Regions from separate parts of the Mus musculus genome. Here regions 2 and 3 are each linked to region 1. Evidence: chromatin loops called from intact Hi-C (ENCODE). Cell type or tissue: heart. All regions are shown on one strand. Links, peaks and the distances in the headings refer to the core of each region. The heading gives the core; the rest is flanking DNA.

Evidence for each region. Hi-C counts contacts between places; a loop is a spot of excess contacts. Peaks named below come from ENCODE experiments on the same cell type or tissue, not always from the same donor. Only the 100,000 strongest peaks of a DNase experiment are listed, where the experiment ranks them.
Region 2: it touches region 1 in a loop (3-fold over the local background); 5 of 42 quality-filtered maps call a loop at or near these places.
Region 3: a loop joins it to region 1, with 7 times the contacts of the local background. A loop is called at or near these places in 28 of 42 quality-filtered maps.

The regions. Positions count from the first base shown.
Region 1 is chr6:70,710,847-70,718,190 of GRCm38, reverse strand. It overlaps Gm46961 (a long non-coding RNA gene), which reads left to right. Exons shown (of 3, transcript XR_001785273.2): 3 at 4,943-5,112. It overlaps LOC115490474 (a small nucleolar RNA gene), which reads right to left and starts at 1,868; the gene lies at 1,720-1,868. It also overlaps Igk. In heart, for the core only: CTCF peaks have their summits at 3,791 (motif pointing left) and 4,885 (motif pointing left); no DNase peak of the experiment used is centred there; H3K4me3 peaks cover 243 bases.
Region 2 is chr6:70,788,307-70,795,650 of GRCm38, reverse strand. It overlaps Rpia (ribose 5-phosphate isomerase A), which reads left to right and starts at 3,476. Exons shown (of 9, transcript NM_009075.2): 1 at 3,476-3,765. The coding sequence starts at 3,502. In heart, for the core only: a CTCF peak has its summit at 3,533 (motif pointing left); DNase peaks (open chromatin) are centred at 2,720 and 3,440; H3K4me3 peaks cover 2,500 bases; H3K27ac peaks cover 2,500 bases.
Region 3 is chr6:70,765,701-70,773,044 of GRCm38, reverse strand. It overlaps Rpia (ribose 5-phosphate isomerase A), which reads left to right. Exons shown (of 9, transcript NM_009075.2): 8 at 1,952-2,051; 9 at 6,397-7,325. The coding sequence ends at 6,491. Among named protein-coding and RNA genes, the nearest start is that of Rpia, 23 kb to the left of the region's middle. In heart, for the core only: no CTCF peak of the experiment used is centred there; a DNase peak (open chromatin) is centred at 4,084.

The DNA.
Region 1 (7,344 bases), core at 2,549-5,048:
CTCCTGACCCCTGTCTAAACTCCCACATAAATACTCATACACAAAATTTAGAAGCTGGGATCTACTCATGACAGAGAATGTCCCCCGCCCCCCATTCCACTTATTTTCCTATCTTATTATACGACTGGATAAAATCTATAGTGTTTACATACAATATTTTCATGATTTATTCATCAGTTTGTGGACATCAGGTTGATATTACTTCTTAAGTTTTGTGTCTAGAACATCAATAAACATGAATGTATAAGGTTCTCTAGTAAAATATAGCCCTTTGTACACAAGTCCAGGAATGATATAAATAGGTTTTATGGTAGTTTTGTGTTTAATCTTTTGAGGAAAGTTATACTTATTTCCATGGTGGCCACACCAGCTTACACTCACACCACCTGTGAATAACGACTCCTCTTTTCCTTCATCTTCATCAGCATTTGTTGTCACTTCTTTTCTTTTAATTAAAAAAAACCTTTTAATTAATTTTTTGAGTTTCCCATCATACACCCCAGTCCCACTAATGTCCCTTTACCCTCATATCTGCCCTTTGCCCTTGCAACCTCCCCCCTCCTACACACACACACACACACACACACACACACACACACACACACACACACACACACAGAGAGAGAGAGAGAGAGAGAGAGAGAGAGAGAGAGAGAGAGAGAGAGAGAGAGAGAACAGAAGCATAGAAATCTCATCATGGAAGCTGTAGTGTGTCACAGTGTGTTCCAAAGTATGTCCCTCTGTCCACACATCTTCATTTTCTTTCCTGACTACTGAAGGCGTTGAGGGGGAGGTGTGGAGGGGACATCAACCATGTACATATACCACCTTGTAGCAGACTTGTGGTGGACTCAGATCTTGGTGGTGGCTCATCTGTGTCCCCACCACCAAGGTCAACTCTGTTGTGTCCTCCAACTCTCCTGACCCTGTGGTTACTTTTCTGACTGCTGAGGTAGTGAGGGGTGGGAGGGGGCATCACCCCTGCACCTGTGCCAGCCCACTGCAGAAGAAGGAGGGGTCAACTCTCCCACACTCATGGGGCTTGCTCACTTGCCACCAGGGCCCGCTCCACGGTGCTAGCTGGGCGAGGTGCAGGGCCTGCTCTCCTAAGTGCTGCCATGGTGAGAGGCGGGACTATCTCTTTAAGAGAGCTGCAGCCAGTGAGGGGCAGGGACAGTTCTGCACAGCCCCTGGACATTCATGTCGACAAAAGTGGCTGCTCAGATCAGGGATGTCCCCATGTTCTCAGGTGGCAATGTGAGCCTCGGATATCAACCCCAACCCTGCCGCTACTCTGTGTAGCCTCAGCCTCAGACCCGACTCTCAGCAGAAGCTGAGGCTGGGATCTCACCATGGCCTCACAACAGGCTGCTGTCCAGCTGCTGCATTTCTCTTTCTCTCTCATCTGCCCACCACTCACTCGTGCATTGTGGAGGCTCCTGATATAGACGGGCCCCTAGGTGACATTCTCGGCACTGCGTGGTGTGGCAGCAAGTGGTGTTTTTGGCTGTCTATGCCACGCACCTGAGGGTTTGTGGGTGGCATTGCGGTCTTCAGGTCTCGGCCTTCCTTCTTCCGGACTGTGTTGGGTAGGTGGTAGGCAGGCCCCTGTGCATCTTCGGCCCTCCCATGCTGTAGGGTGGAGGACCTGCCCCACATAGTGTTGCAGAACTCTGTCTTCCTCCTCTTGCACTGCACTGCCTGGATTTGATTTGATTTTTATGTCTCCCAGGCATAAAACAGCTTAGGCCACTGAGCCAGCCATCAAGCTAGGGTGAACAAAGGACTGCCATGCCATCTGCTCTGCCCCTGACTGATAGAAGAACACCACCACCACCAAGGTGTCCCTTTATCCATTGCCAGGGGTTATCAGCTGTTTTCTTAATAATAGCCATACTGACTAGAGTGATATACATACTATTATTTTAGTTTTTATCTGCAACTTCCTGATTATATCATATTTTGTCTATCTATATTTCTTTATTCAGTCCATTATCTCATTTATTGATTGGACATTTTATACTTTTGGTGTTTAATTTTTGCAGTTCTTTGTATATTCTAGGAGCCAATCCCTCGTTAAAGTAAAGCAATTCTTTTTCACTCTGTAGCTGGACTATTGTTATGTTGATGGTTTCTTTTACTGTGCAGAAGACATTTAGTTTTATATAATCCTCCTTATCAATTCTTGAGAATATTTCCAGTGATATGGAGGTTCTGTTCAGAAAGTTCTTGCCAGTTCTTACACTTCAAAGTTTTTTTTTTCCTGTGCAGTTTCAACTTTTCATGTTTTGAATCAAAGCCTTTGACCCAACTTTGAATTGATTTTTGTGCAGGATGATAGATATGGATCCAATGTAGTCCTTGTGGATGTCCAATTTGCAACTTGTTTTTTTTTTTTCATTTATGTTTTTAACACGTTTGTCAGAAATTATCTGTCCACAGAAGTGCAGGTTATGGGCCCTCTTCCAGTTCATTGTTCTCTGTCTGCTTTTGTGGATGCACCTTACTCTCTTTGTCATTACACTTATGTGGGATAATGTGAGTTTCAGTGATGTGATGTGATGTGATGTGATGTAGGGTTTGTCCTGCTTAGCCTACTCATGGTCTTTTGTGTTTCCATACAAGCTTAGTATTATCTTTCTAGTTCTGTAAAGAATGTCACTAGAACCATGATGGTGATAGCATTAAATCTGAAGATTGTGTTTTTTAGTACAACATTTCACACGTTATTTCTCCCAATCCAGGACATAGATTCCTCTCATGAAACCCAGTCTTTCCTGTGCCTCTGTGATGGCCGGTGTCATTCTTCCTTTTCTGTAAAGAATTTTAAAAACTATCTTGTAGTGTAGTCTTGGCAGTCACGAACTCACTTATAGATTGCTTGTTACACGAGTAGCTTTGCTATCAATTTAAAGCGTGGTTAGATGGTATTTACTTTCCGAATTGAAGGGCATCATTTCGTACTTTCCTGGCTTTTAGGACCGCAGAGGGGAGGATTTGTGTGCTCTGGAATTTGTGTCCCGTGCATGAGCTGGTGTCCCCCTACGGTTCCTAACATTTGTTCTTTGCTTAACATTTTTTTTTTTTAATTTTCTGATTATAAAATGGAGTGAAGAGGATTTTCTCTTGTGAAGTCTGTTTAGAGTTCTCAATTCCTTTTTTATTTCACTGTCTGTTTCTTTTTCTAGACTTGGGAAAAAGGAAAAGTAGGGAAAAAAAAGACTTAACAATAATGAAAGCGTTGACAACCAAAAACTAGAAGAGAAAAAGGTAAAACTTAAGAAAAGTATAAAACAATTAGAAGTATGAATACGTGTGTGTGTGTGTGTGTGTGCGTGTGTGTATGTGTAAGGGACACAGGAGTAAACAAGGAAAAAAGAAAGAAACTAAGGAAAAAAACCTGCTCTAAACTGAAAAAACGCACGAACAAAATTAAATGATTGTATGAAAAGAGATAACAATACACACACACACACACACACACACACATGCACACACACACACACACACACACACACACACACACACACACACACACATATATCCACCCCAAATACATACAGTAAAAATCCTGCTAAGCGAGTATTGTGGGGGAATACACAAAGAAAACAATAGAGAGGAAGATGTGAGGCAGTGTTGGAGCTGCCTCTTCAGAAAAGCACACTCACGGAGGAAGAGGGTCAGGTGAACTTGTGGGCACATCCTTCCGTTTATGTTTTTGCTGAGTCTGTATTGTTTGTCTGGTTAGCGTGAGAGTTTTCCTTGTTGCTGACTAGGGGCCTCTGCTGGCCACATTGAGCTTTGCAGTCTGTCTTTCACCGACTTATTTTTATCCAAGGCTGATCCCAATGCAAGAGGTTTCTGCATCTGTACTTTAGCATGTGAGAGCTAGCTCTGTGCCTGTCTTGAGGGTGGGACTGCTCTGCTTCGGTTAGCTTTTCTTTCAGGAGTAGCTTTCCCTTCCCTTTCCCTTCTAAGGAAGTGTAAGCTGGGGGCAGCATTTAGCTGATTTCTCTGTCATACTTTCCTCCCACCCCCCCTTCTTTTCAAGTATTCTTTTATCTTTAAAATGAGCATCTGAAATTCTTCCTCTATTTCTCTCTGCGGGAAAGAATCCATTTAGTCCACAGACTCACCTTTCTCATAGAGGCAGTCTTCTATTTTATCCATGTGAATTAAAGTCCTCGTGTCCCCTTCAAGTCCCTCCCCAAGAACCTGCACCTTACGTTGACCACTTTACAAAGGCTGAATCACCGATTAGAACCCTGACGCCATTATTGATGCTACGTTGTGCTTGCAGACAGGAGCCTGGATGACTGTCCTCTGAGAGGCTCTACCAGCCCTTGACTGAGACAGATATTTACTGCCAACCATTGAACTGAAGTCGGGGACCCCTATGGGAGAGTTAGGGGAAGGACTTAGGGGAAGGACTGAAGGAAAGGAAGGGATGGCAACTCTATAGGAAGATGAAGAGTGTCATCTAACCCAGACCCCTGAGAGCTCCCAGAGAGAAATCCAGCAACCAAAGAGCATATATGGGCTGGTCCGAGTCCCCCCCCCCCCCCCCGTCCTCCCCCGCACATATGTAGCAGACATATTTGTTTGGCTTCAGTGGGAGAGCATGAGCTAATCCTGTAAAGACTTGATGCCTGAGGGAAGCGGGATGACTGGGGTGGGGGTACCCTCTTAGAAGCTAAGGGGGTGTTGGGGAAGAAATCTGCAAAGGGAGGCTGGGGGCGGGGGCGGCAACATTTATGGATATAAAACAACAACAACAACAGCAGCAACAACAATAATGATAATAAAGAACTTCAGTGACTGTGGAGGGGTGGAATCTGTGCAGGCCCAGAGACAAGTTATCTTTAGCTCCCTCAAGTGGCCATTAACTGCTACTTGAGGCCATTTACTGCCGTCTGTGACCTATCATCTTTGTGACTGTTAGGTAAATCCTTTGGAATACAAGAACAGATCCCAACTCATCCTGACTTGAGTTGTTGGCCGAGCAGCATCCTCACGGCAAACACTGGGACCGTCAGATAGCATCCGAGGTCTGTAGCAGAGGTTCCCCACTTTGCTTTAACCTGCACTCCTGTGCCCATCAATAAATTTGAAAAGTACCTTGTAACCTCTTTTTTTTCTGTTACTGTAAAGCCTCTGAAAATTGTACCTTGTTGGCATTTAAGGTAACCAAAATCTAGGAATCTTGGAAGGGACAATGGTGGAGAGAAAGGAAAAACTGTTTAGGACAAATTTTGTAGGAAGTAGGAATGTAGTGCAGAAAAATGGGAAAGAGGAGAGGGGGGAGAGATGGCCATTCAAAGCTGCGTGAGGGTGCATGAAAAAGCCGTAAGGAAGAATACTACTTTGCAAGTGATTTAACGTACAATTAATAAAAAGGAGTTGGTGTGAGGTACCCTGCATGGGAGGATAAAGCTGCTCCCGGAAGCCATAGGTTATTAAATAAAAATCCTGGTGCCAGGGGTGAGATTCCATGCTATATGTTGGTCATTGAGGTCCTTAAGGTCCTTCAAACAATATAGGCAATTACCATAGCTAATTTCTAGATGCTAAGACCCTATTGCTGGATACACCATGCTCCTGGTTGTAGACCATGGAAAAGCCCAGATGGAGCCGATTGGAGGCTTCCTTTCAGCTGGGTGGATTTCACAGTGCCAGACGATGGTGCACAGTCTTCTGGGTGAAGGAGCTAGTCAGCAGTTGCATTTAGCTATAGACCCTGTGCCCTATTGGATCGACCCCACGGCAGGTAAGATATGCCCACTGGAGCAATAGTGGTATGGCTAGAATGGGGGTAACCAACCATTTTCTGATTGGGTTTGAGGTCCACTCCACAGTATTCATTCCTGCTACTGTAAACCTGGTTAAAGGCTTATGGGGGTGTGGTTAAAGGCCCTAGTGGGAAACTTACTGCTGTTGTTTCACTAAATGGACATGGTTTGTTTTTTGAATGGCCTTGTAAATATTGCTAGGTTGAAAACCTATAGATTAGTGTTGCTCAGACCCTCCTCCCTTGTGTGTGTGTGTGTGTGTGTTTTATGCAGAGACTTATAACGGGTCAAAGCGCTGAAAATAAGGGATGATTGAGTGCTCAGTCATCAATGGTTCGTTTATGTCATCACCATACAAGGTTCAGAGTACACTGCAGGAGAAGGGGTAGAAAGAACACAGAGTTGGTGGAAGGAAAGGGGCTTTGTGCACCATCCTTGGGAATCAGACATGGCTGTTGCACTCACGGACTCAGAGCAGCTTGATTACTTTCTCACAACCAGAAGATCTGGCCTGCCAATATTCCATCACGGGCAGGGCAGGGGCTTATGAGGCTCTTCTTTTCCTTTAAGATTTATAGTCAGTTAAGGACTTCTAATTAGGTTAATTGGGGCTTTTAAGGCCCCTACCCTTTTCTAAACAGCTTTTGGCTGTTAATAGTTGCTAGGGGAGGGAACAAAAGTTTCTTCAGTGATATACCCACTGCTAAGTTGATCATGCTTTGTTAAATAACCCCTAACCCGAGTTTATGTAAGTTACCTCAGCTAACGGGTTATCAAAAAGTGTGTGGGGTTGTGGGAAGGTGGCTTAGCGGCCAAGAACACTTGACGCTCCTGCAGAGGGCCTGAATTTGATTCCCAGCACCCACAGCAGGCAATTCACAACTGTTTGTAACTCCAGGTCCAGGCGATTGGACACATTCTCATGGTCCATAACAGACACACACACATACACATAAATAAAAATAAACCTTAAAAACGGACACAAAGTTAGCAGGGATGTAGTTAGAATGTGAGGGAGATAAGAGAAGGTAATCAGCCTTGAATATGATTAAAATATCTCATACACACATGTCAAAGAGATGTGTGTGGTGGTTGCCAAGGGTGGTTGGATGGTGGGATAAGTAAAACAGTCATATTAGGAGGCCCATTACTCATGGGATCACTGAGGCAGGAGCTATGCATTCTTAACCTATTGTTAAATCACTGTGAATGACAACTTTATTGTAGATGTGTTTCTTAATGTCAATTTTCCTGATAGCTTGGATGATTTGAATGGTAAATTAAGACTGCTTCATCCTATGGAGCTATGTATGGCCTTGAATGAAGGAATATCAGTCAAGAAGGCAGTCTGAAGGTGTGTGACTTCATTCTGAGTGTCTGAGGGACTGCTGTGATTGGGACAGGTGCAGCCCTTCATGCTTGGTGAGAATACTGTTCTTCATTGGTGTGATGTACTGCCACGTGCACACACACTGGACACACTCCCACTCTGGCTATATAAGTGCTCTGCTTGGTTCACTCTGCAAGTTAACCTGGAGATACCAGCTAGATGTTG
Region 2 (7,344 bases), core at 2,595-5,094, 77 kb before region 1:
AAGCACATGAGGACTTAACACACTGTAGAGGCTAGTGAGGGGAGCTATGAAGTAAGACTAAGTTGCAGTAGAGACCCCATTATGCCGAAAATGCCAAGACTGTAGGATGCCGACCAATGAAAGCTATAGGCAATGAGTGGGGCTGCCCCAAGAGAGAAACTGCATGTGCTTTAGGTGGCAGACCTAGAGGGTCAGGGCTACCCCAGGATGTTGGAGTCTGGTGATACCGATAAGAACCCCAGATGCTGGTACAGGGTTTGGTGTTTGCCCTGCTGGGTTTCTGTCTTGGTTTGGTCCGGTTTATTTCCTTGCTGTGTCCCCATTCTTGCACTTTGGGATGGGAATGCTCACTTTGGGCCATTGTATATTGTAATTTATTTATTTATTTATTTTTTTAAGTTTTCTTTTTTTCCCATTTTTATTAGGTATTTAGCTCATTTACATTTCCAATGCTATACCAAAAGTCCCCCATATCCACCCACCCCCACTCCCCTGCCCACCCACTCCCCCTTTTTGGCCCTGGTGTTCCCCTGTACTGGGGCATATAAAGTTTGCAAGTCCAATGGGCCTCTATATTGTAATTTATAACTTGTTCTTTTCCACTACCAGGGATTGATCTACCGTGCTGGTCAAGTGCTCTATCGTCTACGGTGGTTGTAACATAAACTGTCTTGTTTTGCAGGGGCTCCCAGAGAATGCCTTAGTTTTAGAAGAAACTTTGGGCTTTAGAAAAACTACAGAACTGTTAAGATTTTGGGGATTACAACAAAGCAGACTAAGAGAAGGGTACAGGTGAAAGGAAGGACACTTGTAGGGCAGCCTCCGAAAGGGGGAGTGGAGTTCAGTGTCATTGAGATACAAATAGTGTGAAGGTTTAAAAGGTCTACTTTTATCTTTTATGTGTGTGATGCCTAAATGTATGGCTGTGTATCATGTGAGAGGTCAGATGAGGATGTCCGATCCCCTGGACCTGGAGCTATATGTGTTTGCAAGCTGCATGATGTGAGGTGCTGGAAACTCAAGTCTGCCCTCTACAAGAGCACCAAGCGCTTATCTCTCTAGGCCCTGTCTTTTGGTTTTTGAAGCCAGGGTCTTGCTATGTTGCCTAGGCTGACCTGGAACTCTGCTATTTAGGCAGCCTGGCCTGGAACTCCCTCAAATCCACGTACCTCTGCTTCCCATGCCCTACAAACAGTGAAGTTTTGATAACGTGCTTAGTCCTATAGCTAATGGTGCTTACTAAAGGACAGGAATTCTGAATGACTGAAGGCAGAGTGTAGCGTTGAGGCATGGAATGTGTGCTATTCTATCTTGCTTCAGATACACGTTGAGGATCTTTTGTGTGTGAGCAGCAGCCTGATAGCCTGCACAGAGGATGAATGCTAAGCACAAAGTAAGTAAAGAATAAAGGATCGAGGAAAGACCTTCTGAACTAGTGGTGTAATCCTAGCTACATCCTAGCATATGGGCTGAAAGTTCAAGGGATGCCTGGGCTACGGAATGAGGCCAAGGCTGGATGGTCAGCTTAGTGAGACCCTGCTGCCAATGTCAGGGGGGCATGTGGCAGAGACCCAGCTTCACAGTGCTGAGTGACTGCAGGAGTCAGAGTTATTTCCAGAGACGTCTACTCTGGTGGATCCAGGATCCAAGTCATAGTTCAGTTTATTATAAAGGGGTTTTATTTCATATTTAAAGATGGGGTTAATATGAAGGGAGATACTATCTGTTTTGCAGCTTTATGTCAACTTGACACATGCTCGCCATCTGAGTGGAGGGAACCTCAGCTGAGAAAATGACTTCATAAGATCGTCCTGGAGGCAAGCCTGTAGGACATTTTCTTAATTAGTGATTGGTATGAGAGGACCCAGCCCATGGTGGGTGGGGCTCCATCTGTCCTGGTGGTTCTGGGTGTTGCAAGAAAGCAGGCTGAGTAAGCTGTGAGGAGCAGGCCGGTAAACAGCACCTCTGCCTCCAGGTTCCTGACACTGTTTCCCTCAGTGCACTGTGATTCAGGACATATAATCCAAATGAACCCTGCCCTCCCCAAGTTGCTTTTAGTCATGGTGTTTCATCACAGCAACAATAATAATTCTACGATACTACCCTTGTATGGATGTGGTCTCCTCAAGAGGGAGTCTCATGTAAGTGTCCAATCAATAGCGGCACACCTGATTATGGTGGGTCCTGAAGTTACATTTGTAATGGTGGCTGAAGAATTTTCTTCTTCTTTTTTTTTTTTTTTTTGGTAAAGGAGACTATCGAGTGGTTTCTGAGTGCCTTGGGCAGGATTACAGTCTGATAAAGATAAAACTCAGGTTATAAAAGTTGCAAAAAAGCATTGTGACCGGTCTTTATTGTTCCTAAGGGTTCCTGGAACATTCTAGCTCTTGGGGGTTGCTGGCACATGCCTTTTGCAGGCACACACCGTTAACCTCTGCTCTGGGGAAGGAAAGTCAGGCTGATCTCGGTGAGTTCAAGGGCATCTTGGTCTACAGAGTTCCTGGACAGCCATGGTTGCAAAGAGAGATCCTGTCTCAAAACACACAAACAAAACAACAAAAAGGACTTCCAGACCTATTTGGTGATGTAATCCCATATCAGGAAAAATGCTCCAAGTTCCAGGCCAGCCTGGACTGAACTCTACAGTGAGTTCAGGCCACTGGGACTGCTGAATGAGACCAAGAACTTGCAGCAAACTAAAGGCAGAAAAGGGGAAGCCCGATAAGGTACACTGGCCTGTGCGCTCGTGACCGGGCTCCATTTAGACACCCTGCATCCAATACCAAGAGCAGAACAATGTCCAAGGCGGGAGTTACTGATTGAACTTGTAACCTTGGGTTTGTGAAGGTCTAGCACAGACATCAGAAGACCTGGGAGTCCCAAGTGTGTCATCAATGAGTGACTCTAGAGCACTGTAAGAAGATGGCTCTGCCGGTAAAGTACTGACTGACACTACCAAGACGGTCAGATAACGGACTTCTGCAAGTTGTTCTTTGGCCTCCACAAGCACAACCTAAATAATACAATGTAATTAAAAGATTTTTTTTAAAAAAAGGCCGTTGTGTTGGTAGAACCACTTGCCTGAGGATTCGCTTACAACACAGCAACGTTCTCATTTGCTGGGCAAACAAGGTCAGGTTTTTAATAGTGTCTCTCTCTTTTTCTAGAATACGCGTACAGCCGGAAAGGTTCTTGGAGTTCACCTAAAGGTGTAAACACTTGACCCCAAGGTAGGGAGTTATTAGCTTCCTAGACAGCAGTTACCCGGACCTTCCGGACAGAAAGTCTGGAGTCAAGGCGGGCGATTTGCACACTAGGGTCGATCGTATTGTGGGACTTGTAGTCCCGAATGCAGAAGGGCCTAGGAACCACTGTCGCCGTAGGACTACATTTCCCAGCAACACGCATTTAGTAATACGCGCGGGGCAGGTTGCGCAAGCGAGCGGGTTTCCGGAGGAGTTGGGGGTGGGGCGGCCGGAGAGGCTGGAGCGAGGCGGCGGGATGCAGCGCCCCGGGCCCTTCAGCACCCTCTACGGGCGGGTCCTGGCCCCACTGCCCGGGCGGGCCGGGGGCGCGGCCTCGGGCGGGGGCGGGAACAACTGGGGCCTCTCGGGTTCCCACGTGCAGTTGCCGGGGCGTGCACATTCGGAGACCCGCGGCGACAAGGGAGGCTCGAGCGCGGGCGGCCCGGCCCCCTCCACGATGTCCAAGGCCGAGGAGGCTAAGAAGCTGGCGAGCCACACGGCGGTGGAGAACCACGTGAAGGTGGGCAGCTGGTGACGGCGTGATGGCTTCGTGCTGCGCGCCCAGGGCACTGCCAGGGTGCGCCTGACTCCTGAAAGGGCGAGGGTTGCGAGAGAGGGGAGAGGATGAGCCTTGTACCCGAATTCGCGCTGTTCTTCCCAACCCTTGAAAGGCCTTCTAGACCCCGAATGGGTGGGTGTCAACTCTTCCCCCAACTGGAGCCTTTTCTACAAAGATTCCCTGTCCGGCTGGAACTGGGTGCACAGTAGAGCCTGGCTGTGCTCTGTTTTAGAGTCTTGTCAGGCTGTTAATGCGTGCCTCCTAATCAGCCCATTGAAAATGGTGAGCCCCGAGGCTGCTGTTCTTCACTTCTCACTTACCGCGAAGCCAGCGGAGGGCTGTTTTGCAAAGTGTTTTGAAATTTTACTCCAAACAGGCTTTTCAGCTCCTCCCGCTGAGGAGCTAGAGTGCTGTCTTTACAAAGAAGCCATCAGGTTACTGTTGACAGGGCCGGGTGGCCAGACATCTGGAGGTGCTGCTTTTTAGGAGGGGTCCAGATGTTTTGAAGTTAGTAAGGCTGTGTCCACATTTGTTAAGTGGCTGGTGTGGTGCTCTGAGTGGACTCTTAGTGTAGGTGGGTTTGCTATCCCGTATGTAGCAGGTTAATTATCTTAATTGTATTACTTCTGTTGCCCTGTGGTGAAGTTTCCTGGTCTTGTTTTCTATTTCTTAGATCGCGTTATCAGAATCCGTATCTTCGTTAAAGGGAATTCTTTTCACTTGTTAAAGCTATGCTGCCCAAAGTTACTTTGCAAAGACACTGTTCTTAGAGCTTTATCTTCCTGCCTAGGGTGAGGGTGGCCTGAGTGGGCGGGGCCGGGTCTGATAACCTCAGGCTTGCCTGTTCTATAGAAGAACACCATTTTTGTTTCAGGCAGGGCTCTTATGCCCTTCTGTTCTAGGGTAGCTTTTTGCTCATCTAGTTAGCATAGGATTTTATACTTGAATTAAGAGGTGTGAGGTATGAATATGAATTTAAAATGTGTAATTTGGCTCTGTGTTTGGAACACAGTGCCACAGGGGTAAAACTGGGACAGTAAAGAGAGATTTCAAAATGCCTTTGTGAAGTGACTTAATAGATTGATAAATGAAATCCATACCTCAGGAGAGCCCATTATCTTAGTTATCCTGTTAATGTTTAGTGGTACACGTCTCCTTGACCTTTGCCTTATCGTTATGTATTTGACTAAATTAAAATCTGCAAGCCTTCCCCTCATGTTCCAGCCATATTCAAAGGACTTTACTACTTTCAGTTTTCCCTTGGCTTTTTTCTTAAGGAGACTAGGAGACAACGATTTCCTCTTCCTATTTTGAAACTCAGGTTGGCTTTGAAACCCTCCCTTCCCCTCTGACTGGCTGGCTAGCACATCTCAAGGGAGGAACTTGATATGTGGACTGTGCTAGCTTTGAAATCTACCTGCTTCTGTCCGAGTGCCGGGATTAAAGGTGTGTATCACCACTCAGCTTTACCCACTTGATTCTGCCTCCCAAGGGCTGGCATTATAGGTAGGTGGCACACCCAGCTCCCTCTGATCTGGACTCCCAGACACTTCAGCGTGACCTATGTTCTAGTTTTTCTGTGCGTTTCTCTTGCCCAAGTCCCTGTGAGCTGTGGGAGGAGACTTAGTGCTATCTATACATTCAGCATTGGGTACAGTGAGGGCTGCCTAGGCAGTGGTCAGTAAGTTGTGTGGAGTGGGAACACTGATATGGACGTTGGGGGTTGTGGGTTTGGTGGCCCTTTCGTAGGCTCTCTGAGTGTGGGGTTTCCAGTCCCCTCAGCCCGCTGGTGTTCCACCGTGGCTACTTCTACTCCAGGGTAGATGGAGAACTCAGAATTCTCAGTTGAATCTTTGTCACCAGGTCCAGACCTGCCTGATTCTAAAGGTGTAGTTACCTCAGAAGGGTTAGTGTATACAGCTCTGCTATCTTCATGGTTTGTTTCTTCATCCTTTGCTCTCTGTGGAGCCTGGGCTTTGATTTGAGATTGGCTTAGCCTGAGGAAACTAGTGGGCAGACAGTATTAATATTATTATTAGTATTTTTTTTTTTGAGACAGAGTCTTATTAGGTATTTTTGACTGCCCTGGGATTTACTATGTAGACTTGGCTGGCTTCAAACTCACAGAGATCTGCCTGCCTCTGCCTTTCTAATGCTAGGATTAAAGGGATACATCACCATACTTGGCAGTTTTTGTGTTTTTAATCTGGTAGAAGCCTGTTTTACTGACATACTATTCCAAACTCACCAAATACACCAAGAGCCTTAGCCCATCGAAGCCAGCCTTATAGAGTCATGAGATTACCACATTGGACTTGATAGCATGCTGTTTAGCATTGCCTTTTAGGAGGGTTATCAGCTGTCAGGCCAGTTTGCAGGTAGCGATTCACCAATTTGGCTTTGGCTATGGCACTCACTCCCGGACCTGTTATTTTGTTTGAAGGTGGCAAGATCTGGCAGACCCTGCAGTTCATCTAGAATAGAGCCTGTCTGATGTACTGAGTTGACCTTTGTGCTACATGCCTCCTAGGACTGATGTGAGCTAAAGAGGAGTCTGGTAATCAGATTTGGCCTCAGGTCAAATGTGAAGGTCAGGTTACGTTTACCTAGGCTTTAAGAAATGGAGGTGTTCACTATTATTTGGATACTTCACATCTTGATATTTAGCTGTCTTAAATACTTTGTTAGGTTCCTTTATTTGACTCCCTTGCATTTTGAGTTCGTGGGACAGCTGATGACTTTATTAGGTGCACTGCCTTCTCGATGGCATCCTGGCAGGTGAAATCGGTAAAGTTGGCTCTGGTAGGTAGGCTGAGCCTCTTGGTTTATTTGGTGAGTTTGGAAGAATATGTTAACCTGGGCTTCTACCAGATTAAAAGACACATAAATTGCTGGGTGTGATGGCTTCTACCAGGTTTAAAACGCAAATTGCTGGGTGTGGTGTACACCTTTAATCCCATTACTTGATAGCAGAGGCAGGCAGATCTCTTGAGTTTGAGGCCATCCTGGTCTACATAGTTCCAAGGCAGCCAGGAGTACCCAGTGAGACTCTCTTATTTCAATAAACAAGCAAACAACACACAGACATTGAGTGCCCTCCCTTCCTAGTGCTCATCCCTCTCCTGCAGCCACCTGTGCAGGCTGTGTCTGTTGGTAAAGAAATCCTACCATGTGTTCTGTAGCCAGAACCTCCTGTCTTCCACCCGTTTGCTGGTGCAAGTAAGGGTGATGGCCTGTTTGCTGTCAGCATTGAGAATTCGATCTCTACAAGAATTCAACAGAAACCTCAGGAAGCCCCTCAGTCTGTTGTCCTGGGAGCTGCTGCTGATCAAGATACAATTGTGAAGGCAGCAAGAAGTTTGCCCACAGCGATAATGTCAAGGCTCTGGCAGGTGGAGTCAACCCAGCTACTTGGTGAACAGGCAAGACTGCAGGCCAGTTCCTGACAGACTGGATTGGCCAAGAATGACTGCCTTAAATCCCTGGGTTTAAGTGCCTGAGACTTGCCGGGTGTGGTGGCGCATGCCTTTAATCCCAGCA
Region 3 (7,344 bases), core at 2,595-5,094, 55 kb before region 1:
ATTTCAAAGAGGATAAGAGATAGTTTTAGTTTAGAGCCAAGTAGGAATAACTCTGGCCTGGGAACATTGATTTAGGTTATTCCAAATTCCAGTGAGGTAACAATCTTTTAATATGTACAGAGACAAAACAAAGGCCACAAATTACGCTTTTCATATATATTGTAAACACCAGGTAGGCAGGTCATAGAAAAATGGTGAAGGCCTCACCCCTGTCCTAGCATTCCCCTCCCCGAGACAGGGTTTCTCTGTGTAGCCTTGTCTGTCCTGGAATTAGCTCTGTAGACCAGGCTGGCCTCAAATTTATAGAGAACTGCCTGCCTCTGCCTCCCCTGGGATTAAAGGTGAGCCCTACCATTGCCCCAGCTCTGGTATTGTTCTTAGCCTTTTGGTTGGTGGGAACCATACACACAGTGTGTCTACATTTCAGAGGGTTTACCTTTCAAAAGGTGTAGATGGCCCAAGATACTCTGCCTGTGGATTAGTAACAGTCTATACTAAATTCCAAAGCCAATGAAGTGCCAGTTGGTTAATCTAAGGACAGAAGGCGAGTGGAAGATATTTTTTTTCAGAAACTTTCTGTACAAGATAGCCCCACTCTCTCTTTTTTTTTCAGTGTTAGGAGTTGGGTTCAAGGACTGGAGAGATGGCTTAGTGGTTAGGAGCACTGACTGCTTTTGCAAAGGTCCTGAGTTCAAATCCCAGCAACCACATGGTGGCTCACAACCACCCGTAATGAGATCTGACGACCTCTTCTGGTGCATCTGAAATTAGCTACAGGGTACTTATTTATAATAATAAATCTTTGGGCCGGAGCGAGCAGGACCAACTGGAGTGAGCAGAGGTCCTAAATTCAATTTTAGCAACTACAGTTGTACAGTGTACTCATATACATAAAATAAATAAATCTTTAAAAAAAAAGGAATTGGGGTCAAGGCTTCTGGAAATACTAGGCAAGTACTCTACCACTAAGCTACATCACCTGCATTCTCTATGGGTGGGGGTGTGTGTGAGCACATGATACTCCTGTGGAGATGTTTCTCTTCAGCATCTGACTGTGAGTTACAAAGAACTTTTCTTTTGCACTTAAGTAAACAACCAAATGTAATGACCTCAAACCGAAGTGTATATAGTTATTAGAAATAAAATTTGGGTATTAGAGAAAATAAATAATCAATAACTGTACCCTGGTGTCAATACTTCCTTGACTTCCCTTTAGAAAGCAGCTGTGATAACTGGTTACGTAGCACCTCCCTTCCATTTTTGTTTGAAGGGAGGCTACCTGGAAGTATGTAGTCCAGGTTGACCTTGAGCTCCTGATCTCCCTGCCTCCTACTAAGTGCTGAGATTAGAGACAGACGCCACCAGGCCTGGCTTACCTTTGCAGTCCTAACTGCACTGCATGCCAGGCTGCGGAGGAGTCTTACTTGCCTATGCCTATGTTCTGTCAACATTTATTTCACTAAACAATCTAGTGTCCAGTGGTGTTGAGGAAATGTTCTGTCCCCTCACATCTCAGACCTCTTGTCAGTCTGCCCACCCTTTGTAATGATTCTTGCTGATGGAGAAGGCGTGATGTGTGAAGTCATACAGCCTTATGCTACGGTACTGCTGGTGCTTATGCTAAGTAAGCTTTGAGATGTAGTTCTCTTGGTTTTCACTCTACTAAGTTGAAAACGTCACTGCCTTGAGCCATTCCTGTTTGCATCTCTGTCCCACTTTTTGACACTCAAGAAACAAGTTTTAGAGAAGTCAGTGGCTCCTCTTAACTCTATACCTGTGTGACATTAAGTCGTACATGATCCAAGTCTGTAGGACTCCAAGGAGCCTGCTCACCACTGCTTTATGGAAGCACCTTCTAGGAAGCAGAGTGGGGGACATCTATCTGCCTGTTGTCTTTCTTGCTTTTGCCTACCTGTGCTTTCATCCTTAGTGATTAGAAATTGTCTTCTAGGGGCCAGTGGTGACGGATAACGGGAATTTTATCCTGGACTGGAAGTTTGACCGGGTGCATAAATGGAGTGAAGTGAACACAGCTATCAAAATGACTCCAGGTAAGCTGGGTGGCGCTCACTGGACAGTCACCTAGTGACTTCCCTTCATTACTACCCCCTCTGCAGGCCACAGAAGGCAGCATGAACATGGGCTCAGTGTATACCATGTCTGAGATTTTTAACTTGCATTACCTCCCTCTTCTTGGTTTGTGTAATAAATAGTGTTGGTGTGTATGTATTTTATAGTCTGTTTGAATTGGAATAGCCTTGGAGTTGATGGAAGGTCAGAGGTGCTTGCTTTGAAATAAGCTCAACATTCTTGGGAGAGACGCCTGCCCCCTCCAGGAGCCTGATGCAGCCTCTTCGACCTTTATGGGGGAAGTGACTCAGTTTACCTACATTCACTGGTTACGTGTCATAGGCTATGATTACATGGAATTGGGCCTAGATTAGAGCTGATGGAACCCTGGGGAAGGCTGTGTGAAGCCATGCCTGCAGATATAGGAAGTGCTGCTTCTGCTGGAGAAATAGCAACAGTCTAGTGACAGCGGCTGCTTTGTTAGGTGTGGGGCAGTTTCATAGATTGATGTTGATCTGTGTACTACTATTGCATCACATCTTTAGACAGTGTTTAACATTCTACAGTTTTATTAAATTCCTACTTGGATGAGGTAGTTAACAGGGGACCACAGAGATCCAGAGCTAAGCTAAGTGGTTTGCCTAACACCTACAGCATCACGGTGTGAGCTCTAGGTTTTCCACCTCTTGACCTTGAAGTTTTAAGATTTGTGTTATTTTTGATTATGTGTGTGAGTGTGTGCATTTAACTGCCCATAGAGACCAGAAGAGGGCATCTGATCTCCGGGAGCTGGAGTTAGTTGTGAGCCTTCTGTTGTGGGTGCTCAGAATTGAACTTGGGTCACTACAAGATCAGTGTGCTCACTTGAGCACTGAGCCCTCTCCCCAGCCCCAAGACCCTGGCTTGGATGCTTGCTCACTCTGTGAGGCTGTGTGATATAAGCATAGACTTATGCCAAGGGATAATCAGTAGGAGTTGAGGGCCTCCCCGCTGGGGTGAGGGTTGGGTGAGCTGGATAGAGATGACTTGGCATCCAGGCTTAAGTGTGGCAGGTCAGAGCTTGTAGAAGGGCATTTACAGGAGGAGGTGCCTTGAGAGGCATCATTGTTGCAGTGCTGAGCGGCAATCTAAATCATACCTTGGCAGTGAGAAAAACATCAGTTTTCAGAGTGTGGTGGCTGAGTGGATGCTGGGAGCACACGGCCTGGATGAACTTCTGACCCAGCCTTGCTCTAGCAGTATGAACTTGGACCCCTAGCTAACAGCACTGTGCCTCAGTTTCTCCTTTGTAAAAAGGGCCAAAACTAGTACTAGATCACCTCTTAAAACAGCGCTGGAAGACTAAAGTCCCTAGGGAGAGGATGCACTGCTGTCACCATGAACTAAGCAGTAGATTGTGCGCACGCAGGGACACATGCCCGAGACCCCGCGGCTTGGAGGTGGAGGCAGGATGATCAGGGTCAAGGACTTCCCTGGCTACGTAATGAATTTGAGGCCAACCTGGGCTGCGTGAAACCTCACTTCAGTGCCCACTGACACCCCCCCCCCCCACCACCCCCCCCATTCTTTTGAGACAAGGTTTCTCTGTGCCCTGGCTGTCCTGGAGCTCTCAGTAAAGCAGGCTGGCTTTGAACAGAGAGATTGCCTGCCTCTGCCTTCTGATTGCTGGGATTAAAGGTGTGTTTGTATCACTACTACTTTTTTTTTTTTTTTTTTTTTTAGATTATTTTTTGTGCTAGTTGAGAGTGAAGCCAGTTTGAATATAAGTGTAACACAGCAGCTCCTTCTTCCAAGTCCAGCCTCTGATCGTCTTTAGTCTCCTGAAAATCTTTGCCTCGTTCATTAAGTGAAACAGATGAATTACTCTGTTGTTTAGTGTTGCCTCTCTGACTAAAAGGCCAAGAAGGCATGAGGATGATGGCGTGGAGGCCATGCTCGGTAGGCAGAGTGCACTTGCCTGGTTAGTGCAGACTGACCCGTGGTGGAGTGGAAGGCCAGTTCCTGCTGTGCCCACTAGGGGGCTCTCCTGCTCTTCTTGAGGCCTTTCTTGCCTTTCCTAAGCCTGACCTGAAGAATCTACATACTGGAGACTTGAGAGTTACAGCTTAGAGCGAGGAAGATGAACTATTACCACAGGCCCACTCCTGGTTTGTCTTTGGCTCTCCTTTTCTCTTGCCTTTTGCCTATTGAATTAGACAAACTCCCAGGGCAAGGGCAAGCTTTCCTGTTTCTTCCCAGGTCCATTTGCACGATGGAGACACTCGGAAAAGAGTCCCTATCCGTGTTTCATTGGGTCCTGCGTCTGCTCACATTCAGCATGCTCGGCCCTTTCCTCTGGATTTTATTTGGGGTGAGGGGATCAGTCACTCCTAGCACCTCATTAATTTGAGGCTCTAGAATCATGCCTCAGACTGCTGCTCTGCTATTTCTTTATAGCTTTTGAGGTGGGTTTGACTTTCTCTGGGGCCAGATTGAAGCGTCTGGGCTGCGCTACAAAGGCGTGGATCAGGATGAGTGTTGAGCACTGCTTTGTCCGTCCTCAGAAAACTCTAGCTGTGAGGCGCGTTGTGCCAGGACCTTCATACTTCAGGGACTCAGCTCTCATTTCGCTTGTGGATTGAGGGCTGTCCACAGATGTTTTAATTTATCCTTTGTTCCTTCATACCTTATATCCTTTATACCTTTGTTCAACATTATGGGTAAACAGTGGCAAATGCCACCCTCCGCTCCCTGACACCCAATCAGGCAGCTAGTTACCCTGTCTGGAGACAGCTAGTGTTACTAAAGGAATTGTATGGCTTGTTCTGAGATGATCTTCCACAAAAACACAAGTTGAAACTCCCCTGCCTCACTCCTTTAACTCCAATAACAGCATAATTAGGTTGTGTTCTGCCCTCTCCTTAGCTTTTTACATATTGACTTACAAGAGATAATGATACCTTTTTTTAAAAATTCTTTTAATGTGCATTGGTGTTTTTACCTGCATGCATGTCTGTAAAGGTGTCAGATCTTGGAGTTATGGACAGTTGTGAACTGCCATGTGGGTGCTGGGATTTGAACTTGGGTCCTCTGGAAGAGCAGTCAGTCCCTCAACTGGTAAGCTATTTCTCCAGCCCCTAACCCTACTTAAAAAGAAAAAGGATGAGAATTGGAGAGATGGCTAGTGGTTAAGAGCACTGACTGCGCTTCCAGAGGTCCTGAGTTCAATTCTCAGCAACCACATGGTAGTTACAGCCATCTGTATTGGGATCAGATGCCCTCTTCTGGAGTGTCTGAAACAGCTACAGTGTACTCATGCACATAAAATAAATTAATTAATTAAAAAAATAACAGTGATATTCCAATTTTGTGGCAGAGTAACAGTTTACTTAGCCAGATCCCTGTTAGTGGTCATTGTCCCTCCATACTAGGTTCACTCCCATTTTCTTTGATAGTTGGCCAGTGTTAACTCACTGTAATGTATGTGTATATGTGAACATTTTTGGTGAAGGCCTTATATAGTTAGTTAATTCTCATTGCTAAGCATTCCACTGTTAGTATGTGTGTGCAAACAGCATGGTGATATAGTCATGCTACCGTGTGTGTGCATGTGTACATGAGTGCATGCAAGCACATGTGTGTACACCCATGTATGTATGTGCAGAAGCCAGATGTGTCCTCTCTTCTTTGAGTCAGAGTCTCTCATTGAACCAGGAGCTGGGCGATGGCCAGCAGGCTTCAGGGATATTCCTGTCTGTGCCTCCACATTCTGGTCGCCTGCCCTTACTCATCGTGGTGACTGAGTGTCAGTCGTTCATCCCTGTCACTAGTGAGCTTCAATGCTTTGCTTTTTTTAAGAAGTACTTGTTTAGGTCTTGTGCTCCTTTTTCTGTTGTCACTTACTTAGTGGCTTAGGAACTGTATTCTGATGTGACTCCTTTGTCAGGTGTATGCTTTGTGAACATCTCCCACTTGGAGGAAGCCTTTCAAGGATGGCAGTTGACTGACCATACCTGGGAGGAGTGATATAGCCTTGGAGGGTCTCTATAGCAGGCACATGGGGGGATGAAGAGGAGCCGACCTTGACACTGAGGAGGATGAGCCGCAGGCGAGGGGAGCAGCGTGAGCAGAGGGTCTGGGCTGGGATGAAGCTGGCACATTTGGGAACACAGAGCAAGCCATGATGTAGTAGACGGAAGAGCTGCCAGCAAGGAACAAAGAAAACCCCGGTTTCTTTCAGATTGTGTTTTGTCCGCTGCTGGCTTGTGATATTTGCTCCTGGGAACACTTGATGCTTGCTTTGTTCTGGGAAGCTGGACTTTAACGCACCTATTCTTCATTCTACAGGCGTGGTGGACACAGGCCTTTTCATCAACATGGCAGAGAGAGTCTACTTTGGGATGCAGGATGGCTCAGTGAACGTGCGGGAGAAGCCCTTCTAGCCCTGAGAGGAGCAGGGTCCTCACCTTGAGTCTCCAGCCCAGGCACAGTGGACACGCCTCACCAGGAGCCTTTGCCTTAATGTACCTTCATGTAGCTGTCCACAGTGCCAGAGTGGACGGCTGGCATGGGTGGGTGGGTGGGGGTAGTCAAATCCAGTCTTATGAAGTATTGCTATGTGTCTTTTTAAAAAGAAATTTAAATATATATATATTTTTACTATTAAAATATTCAGTTTTTTTATAAAATAGAACTTGATTTTATGTTTTATATGAAACCTTACCAAAAACAAAAAAAACGTATAAATAAAAATAAGAGATCAGGACTGTCTCTGAAAGCTTTGACTGGACCTGCTGGTTAACCTTCTGAAGTTTTGGGTTTGCTGAGAAAGAACGTTTTTCTAAGCTGGTGCAGGTCTCCTGATGCCTTATGGGAAACCTTGTTTACTGTTTACTTTCTTGTGACACTCTTGTGTTTTCATTGTTACCACTCCCAAATCTTAGTTACATTTTAAGATCAGGTGTAGGGAATTGTGAATGGAGCAGCGGGGCTGTAGTGACGTGGGTACAAACTCCAGGTGAGCGAGAATGCACCTTCTCTTGGATCCTGGCTTGGCTTTGCTCCTGCTGCTGTTGGAAGCCCCCGGTGGAAGCGGAAGCGCCTGCTGGCAGTGCACAGCACTGTCTGAGATGTGAAGCACTTACTTTTTGTTGTTTGAATGTTTTCTTTATGTGAATATCGTTTTGTTCCTCCGATGACCCTTGTATGATTTGGTATCAGAAGCTGTCACTTTGTGCTGTTCGAAGGTTGAAATAAACGTTACTGTGCCATTTGGATCCTTTGTCTTCTCTGCCG